Regions from separate parts of the Mus musculus genome. Here all the other regions are linked to region 1. The links are chromatin loops, found by intact Hi-C in ENCODE. Cell type or tissue: left cerebral cortex. All regions are shown on one strand.

Region 1 (8,000 bases):
CTCATGACATCACAGTGCTACAGTGGGGTGTTCATCTACTTAAGAAGCAACAAGAGAAAGTATTTCAATATAAGATCATCCAACAGCCAAAAATATATACTTAATTCTGTTATGTCATGTGTATGGGTGTTTTGCCTTCATGTGTATCTATGTTCCACATGAATGCAGGGTTTCTTCAAATAAACATCAAAATCACAAGTCTTCCAGATGTAAATAATTGAACTCACAAAATTTGGAGCTGAGGTTTTAGCTCGGCTGCTTGTTGGTTGCATAAGTTTAGATAAATAACAAACTCTTTGTGGCCTTGTTTTGTTTATAGAGCTGTGTGTTACAAACAGCACTGTGGGAATAAAGTATGTCAATAGTGTGCACAATAGCTAACAAGTAACATGGGTTTAAACGTTAGCTGCTATTATTGTCTGCCATTATTATTAATTTTAATATATTGAACAAACATTGCTAGGTTAGTTGTGGCAGATTTCAAAGAGCCAAAGCTGCTTTGATTCTGCCATTATGTAAATGCTAACCTAATAGACTGATTTTTTTTTTTTTGAGACAGTAATTTCAGTTCCCACCTCTGATGCTAAATATAAGAGCTGACTTTGATTCCCCGTATTCAAGAGGCGCTCATTATTCATTAGTTCCATTGTCTCCTTTAGCCTAAGTTTAAACTGGGTTGGTTTCTCACTTGATCAGGCAGCACCGCCCGTTTGTAGAACTCCATTTAGCCACATCATGTATTTATTTAACAAAGGTTTATGGAGTTTCTGCTATGTGGTAGACAGTGTGGGATTTGCAAAACTGAATCAGCCTGGAAAACTCCCTTCGAAGGACTTATGGTCAAATGAAGACAGCAAAGAGTAGTCATTAAATCAAGACAAAGAAGGGGTCACAGCAGGGGCACTGGTGGCACATCACAGCTGTGGGAGAAGATGACTTCTGTTTGGACTAACTTTTATCAGGAAAGTTTTATCATAGGAAGGGGAACAAGGGGAGAGAAAAAGTATTCTGGGAAATGTGGAGTTGCTTATGCAGAGGGGAAGAAGGGAGGGAGAGAGGAAGGGAGAGAGAGAGGAAGAGGCAGAGAAAGACAAAGACACAGAGGTGGAGACAAAGAGAGACACAGAGAGAGGCAGAGACAGAGAGGGAGGCAGAGAGAGACAGATACAAAGAGTGACAGAAATACAGAGAGAGCCAGAGAGAGAGAGAGAGAGAGACAGAGACAGAGACAGAGACAGAGAGAGAAAGACAGAGAGACAGAGAGGGAGAGATGCTGAGAGTATGGGGAGGGAAGAGAAAAGAGGTTTCCTATGTGCTTATAAAATAGATGGAAGCTCTGGACAGACTGTCTTTCCCCTTCTAAATCCGAGCTTCCCCTGAGCCTGGCAAGCCTCCTTTTTCATGCGTCATCTGGCACTGCTGGCTTCACATCAAGCATCACACTCAATAGTGAGGACAAACCTGAGAACAAGATATTGCAGACCACAAGGTCATCCAAAATTTCAACTCCAGGTACAAAGTTAACTCCGCTCAGCTCAGCTAACTTACTTAAAAATTACCTTCTACCCCCTTAAGCCTAACAATCTGCCAGCCCTCCCAGCCCCCTCGGCCCCCCACCCCACCTTGGCCTCGTTCCTCTTCACCTGGAGTCCACATTCTGGCATTATAGACAATCCTTCCTAAAAAATTCCTGGCTTCTCTCCCCGTTCCCTGTGATAAACAGCTAGCAGAGTTGCCCTGAGATTGAAACAAATGCTCCATTTGCCCGAGAGGAGCTGAGCGAGGATGAAAGACAGGGATGCATGTTTGCAAATAAGACTTCTGGGCATCTTCAATTGCTTTCCGACCACAAGCCTTGAAGGACTGTTCTACCCTGGCCATGTCATGTCATCCAACTGTGTTTTCTAAATGGAGAAATTCACCTCCCCCGCCTTTGAGATGGATGAATGCCAGCCCACCCCCTTTCTCTCCAATCTCTCACTCCCTCCAGTTGCTGTGCTTGCTTCAAATAAGACAGCCAGACAAATGTGCATCACTATCTGAGACAGTTTCTCCAAACTACTGAACCTACAGGCACACAGTCTTTCTAGTAGGTGCCTGCCATAGAGAAATGGCCTGGCTTCTCTCTGAGATCAGTCCACCCATCCACTCCACACACACATTTTTTTTTTAATTTTTGCTTTGTTCTTGTCTTTCCTCACCTCCCTAAGGAGAATTTAAAGTTTCTTCCTGTTTCAGAGTATGTTTGTGTTATTTTTGCATGAAGTTGTTTTTCCTTAGGAAAAAGTAATTAGATGTCTAAATACCTTTGGATAAGTGGCTTAGCTTCAGAGTCACACTTTCCTTAATTATACATTGTGGATAAGGATTTGATTACAGTGGAGGCCCAAACATGTTGATGGAAGGATGGGGTAAGCTACCAAAACCTATAGAGAACTAGGAAATGAAAAGTGACAGCTAGGTGTCACTGCTGATTTGATGTATATTATTTGCATAATATTTGCATAAATAACCTATACCAAATAGGTAGTGCAAATTAAGAAATGTGAATTTAAAAACTACAGAAGTGTGAACAAGGTTAAAACAACAGATAAGATGTATGGAGGCACACAGAGTTTAGCCATAGAGAGAGGCAGTTATAATCTCAAAGACTTTGGGAGAAAGACAATGTTATTAGGGACAATTGAGAGGAAGGAACTCTGGCAGCAGTGACTGCCCTCGAAGCATGAAGTTTCTGTGATGGGACTTGGTACTGTAGCGGCACCGGACAGGAGAAGCTGAGTCCAGTAGAAGGCAGAAGGAAAGCAGCCTAGGCTAGGCTGACAATGAGACCAGCCTATGGTCACATCATATCACAGAGTAGAGAACTCATCTAGAGGGGGCTGGGGGGAAGTTTGCAAATACAGAGCAACGAGCTGGAGCTGTCCTGTAAGAAAATGCCAGATGTCAACAACCAGACTGCTACCATGAAAGCAAATCAGAAAAGGAAAGATTGAGAAAGATGGAGCAGTGGGCCTTAAACCTACCTTTCTTTATGCCTAGGATTATTTTCTCTCTGTAAAGTAGACGTGCCAGAAGTCACTTTACAGTCCAGCAGGCTCCAGCTAGAAGCTGAGAGTTGGATATGTGAGCAACTTTCAAACTTGTCCTATTTTTCTGTGGCTCATTTTGTGCTTTTTCCAACTTCTTCTTGTGTTGTTTCTCTCTCTCTCTCTCTCTCTCTCTTTTAAGAAAATTTGGTTATTGAATAATTGTTAGCACATAGCTTGTAGCTGATGCTCTCCCTGGAGGCTTTCCACTTTGCTTGGTAATAGTCAATCAGCATGCTTCCCTCCCGACCACATTAACATCCGAGATGGTGAGATAAACAAGCTCATTAAAAAGCAAGTTGCTACGTGAAGCAAACACCTTAGAGTGATAAGGCTCGGCATCCTTCGTGGTGGGCCCAGGGAAACAGTATTAGCAACCTGACAGTGGTCTGTGTCTAAGGGAAGAGCTCAGAAGGAAGCCGTGGAATTATTCAGTCAGCCTTCTCCATTTCTAACACCACGGGGAAACAGCAGGCCAATGCCCTCAGAGAAGATCGTTAGGACGGCACACTTACTGGAGAATATTCTCATTCACATAGCAGGACGTTGCCCATTCGTTCAACATTTATTGAGTCTACGTGACAGGCACCATGCTGGGATCTGGGCCTCTACGGACAAATAAGATACCATCTTGGCCACAAGAGGGCTCCTCCTCTGCTGAGTGAGGCTTCTGATGGGTAAACAGCCACAGGGAAAGGGTTAGTGCATAAGGCCTTTGAAGAAAACAGGAAAAAAAGATGGAATTAACTTGACTAGGGATGGAGACAACTGTTCGGGGACTGTATCCTCTGTCTTGACTTCAGGAGCAGTTAATACAGCATCAAGTGCGTAGTATAACTAAAAGCTTTGCTAAGCTCGTCTTGCCTTCTACACTAAACTCGTTGGTGAAACATTTTACCAGGGACCATGTGATGTGACACAGCTGAAGAGTTGAATCGATTCCCCACACCCCAAGATGGGTAGAAACTTAAGTGTACACAGCATCCAAGCTGCTCATGGTGTCCTGGGCTAAATGCCTGACTGACATGGTTCGGGATTCCAGGAGGGCAGGCTACTGAGAACTAACTTGTGTTGACAATGGGCATATGTGACCTTGACAGGTCTAAGATGGAATTTGTGAGATTTCGGGTTGAGCTGATCTGATTGTTGAGTAAATTTGGAGGTTCAAGGCTTACTTTCCCTCTTTGACTAGAAGAGGAATTCAAATATCTCTTGCTCTATAAAAGGAAGTATGAGAAAGTTAACCCTTATAAAATATATATTACCAGCTTTGCAATTCTGACTGCTGTTCAGTTCTTTTAATTTTCCAAAGTTCCCATAAAGGCAGGTTTTCCTCATTCTTTTAAGTCTGTGTCTTAGTCTGAGTCTTAGTGAAAGGAATTTGGTGTTCTAGTTAGCTTTGAGAACTAAAACTAGCCACTAAAGACATAAGAGGTGAGGAGGGTGGAACTGAGATCTGGCTGACCTTCCCAGCAAACATCCCACAGACCGAGCCTGGGTCTGGGCAGCCTTTTGGTTCTCAGTTTGCTTCACAGGTGGCTGCAGCTCCAGCCATGTCCTTGGGTGTCCTTGGAGTACCATTTGGCTGGTGAGTCAGGATTCTTGGCAGGCCTGTACCAGTCTGTGATTCAGTTCTAGGGGATTGTTGTAACAGGACCTCTTGTCAAGAGAAGAACAGCCAGTCCCCAGGTCTCAGTGTCACTTTAGAAAGAAAGGGGTCATCAGATGTTTGTATAAGTGCATTATCCGCTAAAGAAAGCTTCTATGTTGGCTAAGTTCTTCAGAAAAAAAAATTTTTTTTGCTTGTCCTTTTCTGAGCTGGTGTTGGTTCTGTTGATCTGGATTGAGGCCTGAGACTGGATCTTTCCCAGGAGGCTGTGGGAGGTATTGTTGTGTCTCTTCTCTAGGCAGCATTATACCCACAACTGTGTCCAGCTCTCCAGAGATAGCTCCTAAGAATTTCTTGAGTGATTATGTTCAACAACAACCAGAAAAGGCTACCAGTGCAGTTCTGTGAGATCACCGTGGGCTGTGGGTTCAAGAGAAGTGTGCCAAATGGGAGACTCTATTTCAGAAGGTTATGGAACCTTGAAGAGGCAGAGCCTCACTGCAGGACGTGGGCTGCTGGAGATGAACCTTGAGGTTTCTGTCTGAGCTCTACTTCCTGTCAGCTCTCTGCTTCCTGACTCAGATGCAATGTGACCATCTGCCTCGTGTGCCCACTTCCCTGCCTACCCTCTGTGGTAGACTGTATCCCTTCTTAAACCATGAGCCCAAAATACCCTTCCTTCTTTAATTTGCTTCTGTCGGGTGTTTGGTTACAACAATGAGAAACATAATTAATATAAATGACCTCTATTGGGAACAGAAGTTCGGTGATCCTGATACCACTCATGTGCCCCACTGTGTCCCATTATCACCTATAGGGCCTTGTCCCCCGATAGAAGTGGAGGTCATGTTGTTTGGATTTTATAAATCGGTAGATTTACAGTCTTGGAATTAAGTCCCACTTGCTCATGCTGGATCTCTATGCTAGCTATCACTGGGAATGACTTTTGCTTTGTTGTTGCATTTGCTTTCAGGTTCCTAAGTACACACGGGTCTGCAGTTTGTTTCCTTACAGCGTTGAATGTGGTCAGTACAATGATGGCATAAAACAAGTTGGGAGGTGCTTCGTGAAGCAGTTGGTATAAAATTGATGTAACTTCCTCCCTAAATGCTTGGCAGAACTCATGAAGTAAGCCACACAAATGCGAAGCTTTAGCTGGAGAGAGAATTGAACTACAGATTAAATTTCTTTCCTAAAGTTCTGATTATTGAGATTATTTCTGTTGAACAATTTTGGTTGTTTGTATCTATCTAAGTATTGATCCATTTCACCTTAGATTTCAGAATTATTAGCATGCGCTTGATAGATTTGTACTGGTAATGGGAGGTACAGTGGTATCTTGATATTGGCAATGCCACTCTTGATATTAGTAATTTGTGTTTTTATCCATTTTTAAAAAAAAGCTTCACTAAGTTTCATTGATTCACTCTATTGCTTTTCAGATCGTTCAATTTCAAATCATTGATTTTTGTCATGATCTTTATTATTGCCTTCTGCTTGGTTCAGATTCAATTTACTCTTTGTTTTGTTTTCCTAAGGTGGAAATTTGTATCAGATTCACTTGTGTTCTTCTGTCTCTGTCTTTTTCTCTGTCTCTGTCTGTCTCTGTCTGTCTCTCTGTCTCTGTCTCTGTCTGTCTGTCTGTCTGTCTGTCTCTATGTCTCTCTCTCTCTCCCTCTCTCTCTTGGTGCTAGGAAGTAAACTCAGGGATTCTGCGCACCAGGCACACACTCATACTGTTCCCCTTCCCCAGATAAAGATTTTTGTTTTTATGTAACTATCATTTGTTTTTAATTTGTTTTAAAGCTCTGGCTCCCTCTTGTACTGTACATCTTGATTGACTGTTTTCTCTTGCCATTTTGTTGCTCATCCATGTTGTCTAGTTCTACAACAGGGGAGCCCTCGAGTCAAAACCAGGAGACTAAAGAGAACAAATATCTAATGAGTTTCCCCAAGTTCTGTACTGGTTGCTTTGACTTTCCAACTTAATCTGAACATTAATGTCTACTTTCAGAATTCTCTGATAGTTGTTTGTGATGCGTTAAACCATTTATCTCTATAATTACTAGATCTCTCATTTCATCAGGGTTAGAAACTGAAATCCTATCCTGTGTGAGAGTATATTAGATGAATAGTAAAACTATGTATTAAAAGATACTCATCTTAGTGTGAAAAGATCCCTGACACCCTTGTATAACTCCCACCCATTCCCACCATTGTGTAATTCCCACCACCTGGGAAGAGGGGACAGGAAGAAAGACTTACAATATGTCCTCTGTTCCTAAAATAGAGTAACAGCCACTCACGCTTTCAAAAAGAATAGGAATTTCTGGGTCACTCTCAGAATAGAAGAATGATTCAAAATGGACTCTTTTCTGTAGAGTTTGGAGGAGAGGAGAGGAAAGGGGAATCCTGAACAGACACTCTCTGTAGCAAACACTCTTCTCATTCCTGTGACTTTGTATCCCGTAGAAACAGCTTAATGGAGAAGAAACTTACAACAGTTTCCAGGTTTCAGAGGGCTCCCTTCATGGCAGTTTGGCCCCATGCACTTGGAAAGAAAATCATAACAAGTGAGAGCCATGTGGCAGAAGCTGTTCTTCAGTGTTGATGAATGGAAAGCAGAAAGAGACTAGAGGAGGGAGCCGGGGGGACATGGTATATCTCCAAGCTCATGTTCTCAGTGATTTATTTTCTCTTTAGTACCTGCCAATAATACTATCATGTTATAAATCAATCAATGGATTAATCCATTGATTACTTCAGAACTTTGTCATCTAATGGTCTGTGAAATATCATCACACACACACCCAGAAGCATGTGACACTATCACCATGGACACATCTTCATCCAGCCAACTTGACAATAAAGACTGCTTACCACACTGTTTGTCTGTAGATACTTGCATCTACTTGAGATAGTGCCTTCATTTTAAAAAATGCTTTATTTTCTTTTACTTCATCTTTAAGCCTAGATCACTAATTGTTTAGGCAACAGTCTCAAAACTTTTAGTTGACTATCTCTATAAATAAAAAAAAAATCAGTGAAACTCTTCCTAATGATATTCTGCTATACTCATAAATCGGTGCCCAGCCCAAACATCTTCACAGATGCTTTCTTTGCCAGATGATGCGAGCAAACGCAGAAACCCACAGCCAAACATTGGGCAGAGAGAGTGCCCAGCTGGAGAGCTCCACTAGGTCCCTCTCTTTGGAGTCCGAGGAACCCCAAGGAAGAAAGGAGGAAGAATCATAGTAGTCAGGGGGCCCTAGAACATGAGATCATGGCCCACGGAATCAACT
Region 2 (8,000 bases), 340 kb before region 1:
TGCACACATGCAAGCAAATCATATACATAAAATAAAATCATTAAATTTAAAAAACAATGGCATTGTAAAAATATTTTTTAAACTAATAAGGTAAAATCATAATACAAAATGTGAGCGGAGGAAACATCAAGAAAAATATGAAACAAAAGAAAAATATTACTCAAGAATAGAAAATTCGCCAGGCGTGGTAGCACAGGCCTTTAATCCCAGCACTCGGGAAGTAGAGGCAGGTGGATTTCTGAGTTCGAGGCCAGCCTGGTCTACAAAGTGAGTTCCGGGACAGCCAGGGCTACAGAGAAGCCCTGTCTCGAAAAACAAACAAGCAAAAAACCAACCAACCAAACAAACAAAAAATAGAAGATTCATAATAATCATATAAATATATGAAAGTAAATAACAAAAATATATAAAGTTTAGAAGAAAACAATATTGTAAAAAAACAAAAAACAAAAACCCCTTAAACATGAAGAAAAAAAGGGAGAAAGGAAGAAATAAAAGGAATCAAATGGAAATAATAATAACGAGAAAGATGTCAGGAGCAGGAGGGCAGGGAGTGAACAATCAATTTCCTTTTTATCTCTTAGCTTATTCTGAGCAAACAGTAGTTATTTACTGACGTGTTAATGCAATAAATGCCCCTAGGTTACATGAGGACTCTTAGGACAGGGAGTTCCCGCCTCTGGGGACAGGTGAGACAGTCCCTGTATTATGACCAGTCCTCTGAGGGTATCTGTCTTTGTCAGGCTTTTACTGCTCTGAACAGACACCATGACCAAGGCAACTCTTATAAAGAACAACATTAATTGGGGCTGGCTTCCAGGTTCAGCGATTCAGTTCAGTATCATCAAGGCAGGAACATGGCAGCATCCAGGCAGGCATGGTGCAGGAGGAGCTGAGAGCTCTACATCTTCATCAGAAGGCTGCTAGGAGAATATTTGCTTCCAGGCAGCTAGGAGGAGGGTCTTAAAGCCCACACCCACAGTGATACACCTACTCTAACAAGGCCACACCCATTCCAACAGGGCCACACCTCCAAATAGTGCCCCTCCTTGGGCCAAGCATATTCAAACCACCACAGTATCCCATGAAGTCTGAGATGCTTCTGCACTTTGGGTCCTTATAAGGATGGTCAGGTCTAAAGATGGGCCCTGATCTGTGTGTTGAGAAATGGTAGCCAGCGTCAACTTTGTTTCTCATCTCTGGGAATAAAACTTTTGTTTCCTTTCAAAAAACCATTTTATATGTTCTGGGCTTATTTCTCCAATTTTTTTTTCTTCAGAAGAATCTTGGCCTGGAGAAAAATTATCACAGTGATCACTGTCAATAATCCTCTCTAGCAGAGACTGTTTGCATTCTGAGTTCTGGAGAATTCTACACTGTACCATTCCGGCCCCTGTAGATGGATGGTACTGTTAGTGGAAGCTGCTTTGATACAGTAACCCAGTCAACATATAGATACTATGTTCTCAGGGTTCTAAGTTTAACTTTTTTTTTCCCCACATTTATCATCACTGAAGTGGAAATACTTCTCATCATTGATATGTCAAAATTTAAACTGGAGATAATTTTTCCTTCTCAGTATTACATAAAATTGTGGTGCCTTATAATCGATGGTGTCTTCGATTAATAAAGCGTGAGAGTAAAATGTCACACAGCATCCATGGTTGAAGGGAAGCGAGGAGTGAGAATGGGGTTTTCTCATTTCCAGCTCTCATCCTTGAGACGCTTGCTTCGTGAAGAGGACCGTAATTGTGTGAAACAAAGAAGTCCTACCAAGATAAAATTAATATTGGCACAATTGGAGGCCTTCTGACTACCCTCCAGTGGTCAGGAGAGCTGACCTCTATTGAGCCACAGGATCCTCTCTGGGTAATCCCAGTGGATTTCTTCCCTGATTCATCTAAAACACACAGCCTGCCCCATTTCCTCACCCCTTGGAATTCCCCTGTCAGAGCAAATTCATGGAAACATCCTAGAGCAGCGAACTTAATGATTCTCTGTTTTATCTTTCTTCTGTGTCATGTGTACTCTGAGGGGGTTTATTGGGGCCATGTTGCCTCAGTGCAATGTGGGGCCTTTTGTGGTGGAAACCATAGTCCTCCCTGACAGATGATGCTTCTGTTTAAAGATCTATTTATTTTATGTGCATGAGTGTTTTGCTTGAATGCATGTTAGAGCACCATATTCTTGGAGTGCCCATGAAGGACAGGGGTGGGGGCATTAGAGCCCCTGGAACTGCAGTTTCTGGTTTTTGTGAATTGCCATGTGGGTGCTGGGAACCAAACTTGGGTCTTCTGCAAGAGCAGCCAGTACTCTTAACCACCAAGCTGTTTCTCCAGCATTCTGATGTTTATGTTTATAGCTTAGTAGTAGGGCAGTTTGATTTTTATACTTTTTTTTTTTTTAGTTTTCAAAACATATATTGAAAACATTTTTTTTTTTTTGCTAAAACCTCATAAAATCCTGTGAAGTAGGCAAAGCATATTTTATCACAATTTTTTTTCCCCAGTGAGGAAACAGATGTCCAAAGAGTCGACGTGAGTTGGTTAAGGCACCCGGCTGGTTAGTGGAGGAGGTGGGAATCACAATCCAGGCTTCCTATTCTAGAGCCATTGTTCCTCTTTCTAGGAAAGAAAGACTTTGTTGCACCATCACACCATCCCTCACTACCTGGGCTTGGAAGACCAGGAACGGCTCTGTGTGGTCCCAGGAGAGTTGCTAGCCTCTGCTGCATCCTAGGTAGACACGTGGTTTGAACTGGGCCATGTTACTTTTGAGAACTGTGCTTCTGTTGCTGATGAGAGAGAGAGAGAGAGAGAGAGAGAGAGAGAGAGAGAGCACGCGCACAGACTTCTTGCAGAGATTTCTCCCCCTTCTCTGGTGTGTGTGTGTGTGTGTGAGTGTGTGTGTGTGTGTGTGTGTGTAGCCTGCCACCAAACTGGCAGCTTGGATGCTACCCTTCCCTTTCCAGGGCTCCTGAAGTCATTGCTGTTTTTTATAGCTGGTCTTGGGATCCAGGACAAAACAGAGTCAAGAGCTCATGAAGGAAAATTCAGGGCACTTAGGTATTTTCAGTGATCACATCAGAGGGTGGCAAAAAACCCTGAGAAGAAATTGCTTTGATGGCAGCTAATGGAGGAGATGAACTTGGATCTCACTAAACTAACATGAAACAGCATCCCCCAAACAAACAAACAAACAAACATCAACCCCCAAAACCAAAAGACCAAAAACTGAAAAAAAAAACAAAACAACAACAAAAAAAAAAACCAAAAGACCAATTACCAAAGACTTGGAACCAGAAAACTAAAACCAACAGAAGCCATGATGGGAACACCTAAAAACCAAACCAAACCAAACCAAACCAAACCAAACCAAACCAAACCAAACCCCAAACCACCACCACTACCACTAAAAAACCACTAAAAGGCGCTAGAAGTCAGGCAAGAGAAACAAACAGAAGCCCTGGTACCCGCAGACCCTAGAGGAGGCAGATGACTGAGGAGGTAGGCAGGTGAGAGCCGATGTCGGAGGTGGGCGGGAGCTGATGGACAGGAGGTGCTGAGTTGTCTCCCCTCTTTCGCCCTTGGAATCTGGGTAGATAATGGTACCATTACTTAAAACCGGCTTCTCTGAAGCACCAGTAGGTGGTAGGCAAGAGGGTGGGTGGGGAGTGGTGAGTCAGGCTGGGAGTGAGGAGGCTAAAGGGCTTATGTACACAGATGTGGAGCCTTTAAATGGCTGTTGGGTATTTAGGCCTAGCTTTCAGAGCAGGGACATCTGGCCTGGAGATAAGTGGACTGGATACATTCTACCTAGGAAATGTCTACCTTGAGATAAAGTGTGTGGATGAGGGTGTCTAAGTGAGGGGAGGGGGCAAGATACAACTGCAGGGTTGAGATCCTAGTCTGCTCATCCTTTCGCAAGCACCCCTCCTCTCTCCCTTCCCCAGTCTCCCGCCCCTCCCCCGCCCTCCTCCCCCTCCCTGCCCCTGGTGCCCCCCCCCTCCACCTTTACACTCTTAACTTTGCCTGCGTTACACAGCCTTTCTTGTGTCCTGGGTTGTGACTTAGAAGGAGGAAAGAAAAGCGAACAAGAGAGAGGAAAAAACTCGAAGAAGATGACAAGGACGAGCTGCGTACAGGTGGGTTCCATACGATGAAGTATCAGCTTTCCATCTGCCTGCGGAGTGGCCTGCTCTGCCCAATGGAGCAGGCGACCACAAAGTGAAGCCTGTTGCTCTGGGCTCCCACAAGGGCTGGTGCCATGGCTGTCCTCTTCCTGAAGAAGCAAAGGTTGAACTGGCATTTACAAAACCATTTAAATCTCCTTTAGTAATCCTGGACATATGGAAATTCCAAAAAAGTTCCCAAGATTACACTAGTGAAAACAGCTCAGGCAGATGCATTTATTTTGTTATTATTATTATTATTTTTAAATTTACTTTATATCAGGATCCCAGATTCTCCTCCCTTCTTTCCTCCCAGTCCCTCCCTCTCACCTCTCCTCCCTTCCTTTCCTCTCCCTTTCTCCTCAGAGAAGGGGAGACCTCCCATAGCTATCAACCCGGGTTGGCATACTCCCTAGAACGAGCATCCTTTCCTACGGAACCTGGGAAAGTCGGTCCAGTCAGGGAAAAGGGATCCGAAGGCAGGCAACGCAGTCAGAGACAGCGTCTGCTTTTTTACAGGGCTGGGGCGGTCTTGAAACAGTATCAGAGGAGCAGCTAGCAGTCAGCGGAATCACGTGACTCCACTGGGGTTTTCGGTGGGCTTTTGTCATCTCAGGAAATTCAAAGATTTATGTGACCTCTTCTGGAGCTAAGTACACCTTCCAGCTTGACCTTTCAATTCCAGCTGCTCTCGGATTCTTGCAGGTTAGGAGCCAGCTCAGACAAAGGGAGAGAAAGGGGATGCTATTCTTCCTGGACATTGAGTGGCTGCTTTCTTGTAAATGCCTAGGGGAAAAAATCAATCTCCTGTGCATTGAACTCTTTCATCTCCTATTAGCTGGATTCTAAGTCATTGATAAGAAGGAAAATCCCTTAATTCACCTCAATATCTTTAGAGTTTATCGATTAAAAATAAAAGCAGTGGTGTCTGGGGTGGTACACGACCACTTCTGACAACGAGAAAAAGCAGGCAGATCTTGCTTTCAACCTGGAATTGTCAGGGTTAAAGTAAGGGTCATTTCTCCACATTTTATTTATTATTGTAAGCCATGCCAGGGCTGGAGAGATGACTGACCGACTAAAGTCTTTGTTTCCCAAGTATGAGGACAGGGCTCGTTCGCAGGACCCACATAAATGCCAGGTGGGTGTAGTAGCCTGCTTATAATTCCAGTGCTTGGAAGGCAGAGGCAAGGAATACAGAGGGCAAGCTGGCTAGCTGGACTGGCTCAATCAGTGAGCTCTGGTTTCAACTGAGAGACCTAGCCTCAATGAACAAGGAGACTCTCCATGCCAATCTTGAGCTTTCACACTTGTGCACACACATGTGAACACACATACATATGAGAGAAGGAAAAAACATTTACTCTAGCACAATCTTTATATATGAAAGCTTTTGCTGGAGTGTCAACACAGTATCAGGTGTAGTCCCAAATTTCTCAGAACTTTCCACATTTAAGTGTTAACTTACATGGCTCTCACCAATGAACTAGAATGCATTAGAAATATTGTCCTCACTGGCTTGGAGACTGGTTATCATAAAACTGTCATTACAAGTCTGCTGAAAGACTTGGCAGTTGCCATTGAGAGAGAGAGGAGCTGGGGGAGAGCATGCGTAGCAGATCCTGCACACCTTGCTTTTTTGTTGATGTAGCAAATGGTAGGGTGTATGTCTACTGTGCACAAGGCCACTGGTTCATCCTAATTACCACAGAGGATGTGATAGCTGAATCAGTTTGACACTTGTATTAAACTTAGCAGGTACTTCACGGCTAGCTATGCATCACAGCACTAAAGTTAGAGATGAGGAAGCCCACTGGTCTTTGCTCCTTGCTCCCCACAGTGGGCGAACAGATAACGACGTAAAAACTCAGCTTCCAAGTCAGAGGAGACATGGATACAGCCCCCCCCCCCCCCTCTCTCTCTCTCTCTCTCTGTGACATAATATAAAACTGCCCTGTATGGATACAGTACAGCCACAGAGGAGCTGTAATCTCTCAGCAACACAAAGAATGAGAAATCTCAACAGACTTCTTCATGACAGGACATGGGTGCTAAGTGACCACTCTGCCCAGGGTTTGATGACTTCGCATTGCGGATCAGTTTGCATTCTCTGCTGATTAGTGATGTTGAGAATTAAATATTTATATCTATCTATCTCTTGGTCATTTTTAAAATTTTTACTCTTTTTAGAAGTGCCAATTTTCAGGTTATCCAGTCATTTTAAAGATCAGATTATTTGGATTTTTAATATTTTTAGCTTCTGATGTCAAATTCCCTCATGTATTTTGAATTTATCTCCTTGTCAAACATTTGCAAACACTTCTCCTATTCTCTAGTCCTTTTTCTACTCCAGTGGTTCTCTTTCCAGCTATAAGGGGCATTTTGGTCTTATGTAATCCCATTTGTTAATTTTTGCATCCGTTGCCTGTATCTTGGGGATTTCACTACATTTTTTTTCCAGGTCAGTGTCCCGAAGTACTTCTTCTGTTTCCTTCTATAGTTTCATGGCTTAGATGGAATTTATTTAAGTTTTCAAAATATATTTTAAGTTGACTTTTAACCTTGATGAATAGAGGCCTGGATTTTCCTTCAGCACCATTTATTACAGAGACTTTCTCAACTGTTGGGAAATTAGCTGGCTACAACCACACAGTTTATTTCTGGCTTCTCTCTTCTGCCTATGTGACTTTTTATGACAGTGCTGTGCTATTTTGGTTTCTACCATTTTGTAGTGTGTTTTAAAATTTTTTATTAGTATATGTTAATTGTATGTAACGATGGGTTTCATGATGACATTTTCATTACATGATAATACAGCTTGATACTTTAGTCCCCTATTTCTCTTTCTTGTCCGCCTTTCCACATGAGTCACCCTCCTACTACATGTGTGTGTGCACGTGCACATGTGTGTGTGCATGTGTGTGCACATGTGCGTGTGTTCCCTTATGGATTTCATGAGGGTGTTTATAGAAGCATGTGCACTTTATAAGGTGCTATACCAATGAAGAAAATGTCTCTCTGTATTCTAGCAACCATTAGTTTTGCATAAACCCTCAGGGAGAGATAGAGCCCCTTATGCTTCTACTCCTTCCATGACTGGGTATGACTAGTCCAATCCTGTACAGGTGATCACAGTTATAAGTTCAAGATGCACCAGCTATTTCATGCTCAGAACCCAGTGTCCCACTCCATTCCTTGTCTTCTTAAGAGTTCTTTCCACCCGTTCTTCAATGTTTCTTGAGCCTCAGAGGAGGTGAGTAGAACAGTCCCTCCCATTCAATGCTGGGCATTCAACAGTCATTTATTCTCAAGGCTTTGGCCAGTATGCATCTCTCCAAAGAACTATAAAAGCTATTCTTCTTTCACCGAAGATTACAGCAGCACTAGCCTATGGCCATAGACATAGTTATTTAGAAGGTAATTTGATGTTGCACACTAGAAGCTTCCTCATTAGGGCCTATGAGTTCCCAGCCATGGAGATGGAATCAAACTCCATCAGGGAACAGTTGGTTAACTCTACAACAGTCTCTCCCTTATCACATGAGTGGGCTCGCCTTGCCTGACCAGTGGGTATTCCTTCCCTCCCTCCCTCCCCCCTCCTCGTCTTTTTGAGACAAGGTCTCTCTTTATAGCACTGGCTGTCCTGGAACTCACTATGCAGACCAGGCTGGCCTTGAACTCACAGAGATCTGTCTGCCTCTGCCTTACCAGTACTAGGATTAATTACCTTTGGTAGAGTTTTAATGCTTTGATGTATATAGGTATGTCTTCTGCATTTAGGACTAACTTAATCTACTTATTTTGCCTTGGAATGTTATGAATTTCCTCT
Region 3 (8,000 bases), 370 kb after region 1:
ACATTTTATGAATAATACCCTTGTTATTCTTAATAATCCCACTTTTAATTTACTTAGAGGTGGGGGGATTACAAATAACAAGGTCTGAGAAGCACCTAAAGAAATGTTCAACATCCTTAGTCATCAGGGAAACGTAAATCAAAACAATCCTGAGATTCCACCTTACACCAGTCAGAATGGCTAAGATCAAAAACTCAGGTGACAGCAGATGCTGGTGAGGATGTGGAGAAAGGGGAACACTCCTCCATTGTTGGTGGAATTGCAAGCTGGTACAACCACTCTGGAAATCAGCCAGGCAGTTCCTCAGAAAATTGGACATAGTACTACCTGCAAACCCAGCTATACCACTCCTGGGCAAATACCCAGAAGATGCTCCAACATATAACAAGGACACATGCTCCACTATATCCATAGCAGCATTATTTATAATAGCCAGAAGCTGGGAACAACCCAGATGTCCCTCAACAGAGGAATGGATACAGAAAATGTGGTACATTTACACAATGCAGTACTTCTCAGCTATTAAAAACAATGACTTCATGAAATTCACAGGCAAATGGATGGAACTAGAAAATGTCATCCTGAGTGAGGTAACCCAATCACAAAAGAACACACATGGTATGTACTCACCGATAAGTAAATATTAGCCCAAAAGCTCGGAATACCCAAGATAAAATTCACAGACCAGTATTGAGACCCTGCAGCGATGCTGAGCAGGTTTCTAGGCCCGCGCTACCGGGAACTGGCCAGAAACTGGATTCCCACAGCCGGCATGTGGGGCACTGTGGGTGCTGTGGGACTGGTGTGGGCCACGGACTGGCAGCTGATCCTGGACTGGGTGCCTTACATCAACGGCAAGTTTAAGAAGGACGATTAGGCAGCCCCTCCCCCACCACAGGCCTCGATGGTACCATGTGCCGAGGCCTCAGACACAGCGTAGTCCTGTGGAGGACACTGAGGAAGCTGGACACTGGAGAGGTCTGCACCGCTCAGGGAGCTTCCGCGTTGACAGACACTAGGGCTGCCTTGATAGGTGCAGCATTAAACCTTATTCTTATGCCTTGGAAAAAAAAATTCACAGACCACATGAAGCTCAAGAAGAAGAAAGATCTTGGTGTGGATGCTCCAGTCCTTCTCAGAAGGGGGAACAAAATACTCAAGGGAGGAAGTAGGGAGACAAAGTGTGGAACAGAGACTGAAGGAAAGGCCATCCAGAGACTCCTCACCTGGGCATCCATCGTATTTACAGACACCAAACCCAGACATTATTGTGGATGCCAAGAAGTGCTTGCTGACAGGAGCCTGATATAGCTGTCTCCTGAGAGGCTCTGCCAGAGCCTGACAACTAGAGGCAGATGCTCACAGCCAACCATTGGACTGAGCACGAGACCCCAATGGAGGAGTTAAAGAAAGGACTGAAGGAACTGAAGGGGTTTGCAACCCCATAAGAGGAACAACAATATCAACCAACCAGACCCCCCTAGAGCTCCCAGGAACTAAGCCACCAACCAAAGAGTACACATGAAGAGACCCATGGCTCCAGCTTCATATGTAGCAGAAGACGGACTTGTCAGACATCAATGGGAGGAGAGGCCCTTGGTCTTGGGAAGGCTGGATGGCCCAGTGTAGGGGAAGGCCAAGGTAGGGAGGCAGGAGTGGGTGGGTGGAATAGGGGGAGGGAGGATGGTATAGGGGGGTTTCAGAGGGGAAACTGGGAAAGGGGATAACATTTGAAATGTAAATAAATAAAATATCCAATTAAAAAAATAACAAGTAAGAAATAGAGTTTCACTATCACTGCCTTCCTTTTTACTGTGAATTTTTCATCTGTCTCCCACACTCAGCCTTTGTTTGGAGAGCAGAGGAAGCTCTCAGCCCTCAGCCCTCCCTTGCTCTGTATGGCACGTGGCTCCGGTCATGGTCCTGTGTCTTCTTTGTTTTCTAAGGCACCTTTCTCCGATGTATAAACTTAGAAAAGGTATGGGAAGACCGAATAGACACCAGGGGCAGAGCTCCTCGCCCTCCAGAGAAAGTCGAATCTGCTGAAGAGGCACTGGGGCCAGGTGGCTGGATGTCAGGACCACATCTGCCTCTTACTATTTGGTATTACCACAGGGAAACTGCTTAATCTACCTTAATGTCAGCTTTCTCATTTATAAAACAGCAAAAGTTGTAAGAGTTAAAAAGATATCAAGGTGTCCTGACTCATCAAAGCGCTTGTCCATCTGACTTGCCAGTATCAGTGTGGGGGAGACTCTGCGCAGACGGAATAGAGACGTTGCAACCTGCATCTCCTCAGCACTTTACATTTCTGGGCAATGTCCAAGAGCCTAAAATGGCTCGGCAAATTTAAGATGATAGTACAAGGATCAGAGACAAGAGGACTTAAGAACCACCTACTGAGTCACCCCAAATGCAAGCCATGATGTGCCAATTCTAACTAAAAATAGGAAGGGGAAGGAAAAAAAAAAAAAACTTGCCTTTGGAAATAAAAAATCTAATCTTACCAACAGTGGCCCAGATCCCTTACTTCCTATTTCTGTTTCCCTTTCCTGTCAGTAAATGATAATAATAGCCTCTGTGCAGTGTGGCTGTGAGATGCAGCCACTCCCTCTTCAAGTCTCCCGCCTTCCCTGGCAGTCTGTTACTCGGGTCATTGAGACTGAAGCCTCCGCCTCTACAAGAGCCACAGCCATGTGTAAGTCCGACAGATCTGGCTTAGCAGCACGCTCTTTTTGCTGTTTACAAGAATTGTGAAGAGTAACAGTATCTCGTGGGTGTCTCAAAACAACACTGCACAAGTAAGAGTGTTTTAATGCAGAAACGAATGGTTAAGAAGTGTCCGTATTCTTAGACTGAGAGCCATTCACAATCGTCTGAAGATCTTGTTTCAAAGAAGCTGCCTCAGTGATCAGCTGCTCTCTCTCATCAGACGGGTTACTCACGTTGAATTTTCTGATATTTGGGTTGGAAATAAAGTCATCACTTTTTAATCTGAAATATTAATTATTAATATTTAATATTTGAAAATCTCTTTATTTTATTTTTTATATTCATTTGTTCTCTCTCTCTCTTTGTGTGTGTGTGTGTGTGTGTGTGTGTGTGTGTGTGTGTGTGTGTGTGTCTGTGTGTCTGTGTGTCTGTGTGTCTGTGTATGTGGAGACCAGAGGACAACCTCAGGGAGCAGGCTCCCTCCTTCCACCACGTGGTCCCAGCGTGGAACTCAGGTGCTCAGGTTTGGCAGTGAGAGCCATCGGAGCCATCTTGGCAGCACAGAAACATCCTCTTTAAAAATGTCTAAATCAAAAAGTAAAAATTGCTTTAACACCCATTCCATCCTGAAAAACAGCTTCAACTGCTGATTGCTGCAAATATAGTTTTGGGGTGCCCTCTAGTGCTGAAATATTGATAATATACCAACCATGGCTCTAGGAAATCTATACTGAACACACCCTCTAGTGTTAGAGTAAGACCAGACTAGGCTCAGGACACACACACAATTATACAAACACACACACACACACACACACACACACACACACACACACACACACACACCACACCACACCACACCACACCACACCACATACCACACCACATATCAGCCCATATAATATAGCCACAAATAAAGCCACAGAGTGAAGTCTGGAATAAACTTCTAATCTGTCCAATAATAGGTGCTTCTATTCAGCTCAAAGGACCATTACCCTACCTAAAAGATAAGGCATCAAAAACTGACCAGAAAGCAATGGATATGTGCAAACTCTTTGACAGAGAATTTAAAATGGCTGGGTCTTTTTGTTTGTTTGTTTTGGTTGTTTTTTGTTTTTTGTTTGTTTGTTTGTTTGGGTTTTGTGGGGGGGGTGGGTTTTTTGTTTGTTTTTTTTTATTTTTGTTTTTCAAGACAGGGTTTCTCTGTGTAGCCCTGGCTGTCCTGGAGCTCATTCTGTAGACCAGGCTGGCCTCGAACTCAACTGCCAGAAGTCATTGAGGAAAGGCTAAAGACAAACAAGTAGGTTTTCTGGAGATGGCCCACTGCTTTGCACAGCTGCAATGGGTAAGCTCTGATTTGCAGGATCTTCAGAGATTTTTATCCCAGGATTTCTTCTTCCTGCTGGTATGCCTTTCCTGTCACTATTACATAGCCTAATGATTCCTGGGTATTAGCCTACCCTGTTGGGCAGATTCCCTGCAGTTCAATAAAGATATCTTATCACGTAATAGTGCTGTGTTGACAAACTGAAATTTTTATAGTTCCTGATACTAGGTTTATGGAATTCCTAAATTTACACAAGTAACTTCTGACTCTCTGAAGAGCTGCAAATAGGGCTCTGTAAACCTTTATGTGTTACAGGCTGATTGCACTAGAATAAGAAAGCAGAAAAGATTGGGACAGATTTATGACCAAGGAAAAACATTCATTTAGGCCAGGTCTAAGGATGAAGTCACAGTTGTCACCAGGCCATGTGAAACTGTTGTTTTGAACTTACAATGAGCTTATAGAATGAAACTCTGCTTTGAACTGATAACACCAACATCCTTCTGTAACGCCCCTTTTGTGTAACATTTCATCTATGAGGTAATTTTTTTAAAAATTGCCTACAAAGGTATAAGAAAGTATAAGAAAGCCAGAGAGAAGAATTAAAGTATGGCTTGGGGGCTCTGCCCCATTCACCAAATGTATATATGTATGTCTGTTTGTCCCTACATACGTGTGTGTGTGTGTGTGTGTGTGTGTGTGTGTGTATAAATATGCATAAGCACTTGTAGAGTTGATGAGATGGGTGGTATGGCCGGAGCAGGGTGTGTGTGTGTGTGCTTGAGTTCTCCCTTTCTTTATTTTCTTTTCTCTATGGTTCATGAAGGGTTACCAAGCTGCAAGCCTCTTGCCTAGCCAGCAGGAGCCTCCTGAGCAGCATTTTTTCTTAAGCCTTTTTTCCTCTTAATTCCCTGATGATGCCAGCAAGAGTTTATTACCAGAAGCCAATGGCTTTTCATCCTAGAAAAGCAAAGAGTTAAGAACGGCAAATATTATTATAAGTAAACAATTTTAGTCCTCGAAAAACTCAGTTTTTGCCCCTGAAATCCGCTAATGCTACCATCGCTATTTTCCTCAATACCTGGTGCTGGGCAGGTTCTGATTTCCATAGGCACCACATGGGTGGTTGCATTCTCCTCTCTACTGGAGGACTTTTCTGCTGTCTTTTTGAATAAGCTTTCCACCTTCTGGCCTCTGGCACATGTGGTGCACATACATATGTGCAGACAAAACACTCATACATATAAAATAAAATAAATAAATCTTAAGAAAGAAAATGAAAATAAAATTCATAAATTCATCAGAGACAACAGATAGCAAATTTTTAAAATCAAATCTTCAAGCAGAAAAGTACTTAAAATTGAATGTAAAATATTATATACAGCGTCATTATCAGACTCAAATAAACAGAAGACCATCTAATGAGCTCAAAAATGGGCTATTTGAAAATATATAACTTAAAGAGAAAAATGAAGGAGATGGACTAAATAAATCCTTTGGAAACTACAGGACAGAAATACAAGAACAAACATTCACATTGCTAGAGCCTTTGAGAAGGCCAGAAGGTGGAAAGCTTATTCAAAAAGACAGCAGAAAAGTCCTCCAGTAGAGAGGAGAACTCAACCACCCAGCTATAGAAGGAGTACAGAGGTACAGGTAACCAGTTTAGTTCAGGTGTGGGAAATGGTTCACTTGGCAAACTGATTTCCTTGCAAGCACAAAGACCTGAGTTCATTCTTCAGAACCCGTGAGGAGAAATGCCTAGACTGGTAGCATATGCATTTAATCCAAGACCTGGGGAGACAACTCCCTGGTGCTCCTTAGCCAGTCAGCATAGCCTACATGAGGAATTCCAGGCCAGTGGGAGATCTTGTCTCATAGAAGGGGACAGCATCCAAGGACACTCAGTGTCATCCTCTGCTACACACACACACACACACACACACACACACACACCAAATACACACATACACATGTGCATGTACACACATGATCACACATGTGTATACCACACACATAAGAAAGAGGGGGAAACCCCAAATACTATGCATGCGATCCAACTCACCTGACATTAGGCCTCTCAGCAGACACCCTACCTGACAGCAGGGAGTAGAATGAGATAGAATATACAGAAAGACAAGAGCTGTCAACCTACCCAACAAAATGATCCATGGTGCAAACACCGTGCATGGAAGAACTATATCTTTAGAGTGAAGATCAAAAAGAAATATAATATCTACATCAGTATGCTTAAAACATAAAAATGCATGTAGAATGGATATTAAAACTCTATACGGTGGGTGGGGGCTAGAGAGATGGCTCAGCAATTAAGAGCACTGACTGCTCTTTCAGAGGTCCTGAGTTCAATTCCCAGTAACCTCTTGGTGGCTCATAACCATCTGCAATAGGATCCAATGCCCTCTTCATGTGTGTCTGAAGAGAGTGACAGTGTATTCACAACATCAAATAAATAAATTTTTAAAATCTACAAGGTAAACACTTGTAATCAAAACATGCTACTAGGAGCTGGAGAGATGGCTCAGTGGTTAAGAGCACTGGCTGCTGTTCTTCCAGAGGATCCAAATCCCATTCCCCACACACACATGGCAGCTCACAAACATCTGTAACCCCAGGTTTGGGGGATTTGACTGCCTCTTCCTGACTCTGTGGACATCTTTGGGCACACAATGCTGCACTAACATACTTGCAAGCAAACACACACACACACATACACACACACATACTTTTTTAAAATAAAAATGAAAACACAACTAGAGAAAAATCGCTTAATCACAACTAACTGTACAAAGGGGGAAAGAAAATATCTATAGATATACCAGGAAGCTATAATAAGCTGGCAGTGATAATATATAAGCTAACAATAGTTACCTTAAATGTAAGTGAATAAAAATCTCCAATTTAAAGATGGAGAGTGATTAAATGGATCTTTAAAAAATACAAACTATGTAGTTTGTATGAAGAGGAGATAGAAAGCTCTTCATCTCATGATGGAGGTGTGGATTCAGCCACAGGTAATAGTGATTATATGTAAATATCGATGCTATGTTTAAAAAGTCTGTTCAATAAGTCTGAAGGAAAATATATACTCCAATCCAATAACAATACATGACTTAAACACATTACTGTCATTGTGGATGAATCATCCAGGCAGAAAACCAGTATACCAGAGATAATTGCATCTAGGCAAAATGAACCTAACAGACATCTACAAGGATTCTGCCCAACAGCTACAAACACACGTTCTTCTAAATATCACACTTTACATTCTCTGGGATGTGTCATATGACAGGTCATAAAACAACAGCTTCCAACCTTTTTAAAATTGAAACCATATCACTTTTTCCAACTAAAAGACAATAAATCTAAAAGCTAGTGGCAAGAAAAGTTTTGTGAAGTATACAAATATGTATAAAGTAAACAACTTCTTAATAACTAAATGACTCAGTAAAGAAACTAATAAAGATGTTTTTGGTTTCTTGGGACAAGTGATAATGAAGATATCACATACCAAGAGATTTGGGGCACAACAAAACTCATACTAAGAGATAAGCTGGGTCGCCATCTTGGTTCCGGGACTCAGCAGAACTTAGGAAATTAGTCTGAACAGGTTAGAGGGTGCACCAGAGAACCGGACAGCTTCTGGGACGGGCAGAAGCACAGAGCCGCTGAGGCAGCAGCCTGGGCGGGCCGCAGACAACCGGCCACCATCCGGACCAGAGGACAGGTGTCCGCCTGGCTTGGGAGGCGGCCTCAGCCTCAGCAGCAGCGGTCGCCATCTTGGTTCCGGGACTCAGCAGAACTTAGGAAATTAGTCTGAACAGGTTAGAGGGTGCACCAGAGAACCGGACAGCTTCTGGGACGGGCAGAAGCACAGAGCCGCTGAGGCAGCACTCTTGGCGGGCCGCAGACAGCCGGCCACCGTCCGGACCAGAGGACAGGT

What was found. Hi-C counts contacts between places; a loop is a spot of excess contacts. Peaks named below come from ENCODE experiments on the same cell type or tissue, not always from the same donor. Only the 100,000 strongest peaks of a DNase experiment are listed, where the experiment ranks them.
Region 2: a loop joins it to region 1, with 2.7 times the contacts of the local background. A loop is called at or near these places in 2 of 42 quality-filtered maps.
Region 3: it touches region 1 in a loop (4-fold over the local background); 2 of 42 quality-filtered maps call a loop at or near these places.

What each region holds. Positions count from the first base shown.
Region 1 is chr1:166,790,539-166,798,538 of GRCm38, reverse strand. No RefSeq gene overlaps it. Among named protein-coding and RNA genes, the nearest start is that of Gm33404, 61 kb to the left of the region's middle. In left cerebral cortex, a CTCF peak has its summit at 3,731 (motif pointing right); DNase peaks (open chromatin) are centred at 4,726, 5,003, 5,239, 7,057 and 6 more places; H3K27ac peaks cover 782 bases.
Region 2 is chr1:167,130,522-167,138,521 of GRCm38, reverse strand. No RefSeq gene overlaps it. Among named protein-coding and RNA genes, the nearest start is that of Gm33668, 15 kb to the right of the region's middle. In left cerebral cortex, no CTCF peak of the experiment used is centred here; DNase peaks (open chromatin) are centred at 2,562 and 3,659.
Region 3 is chr1:166,424,582-166,432,581 of GRCm38, reverse strand. It overlaps the pseudogene Gm16418. Among named protein-coding and RNA genes, the nearest start is that of Gm39694, 4.1 kb to the left of the region's middle. In left cerebral cortex, a CTCF peak has its summit at 3,386 (motif pointing left); DNase peaks (open chromatin) are centred at 1,937, 2,380, 2,613 and 3,346; H3K4me3 peaks cover 410 bases.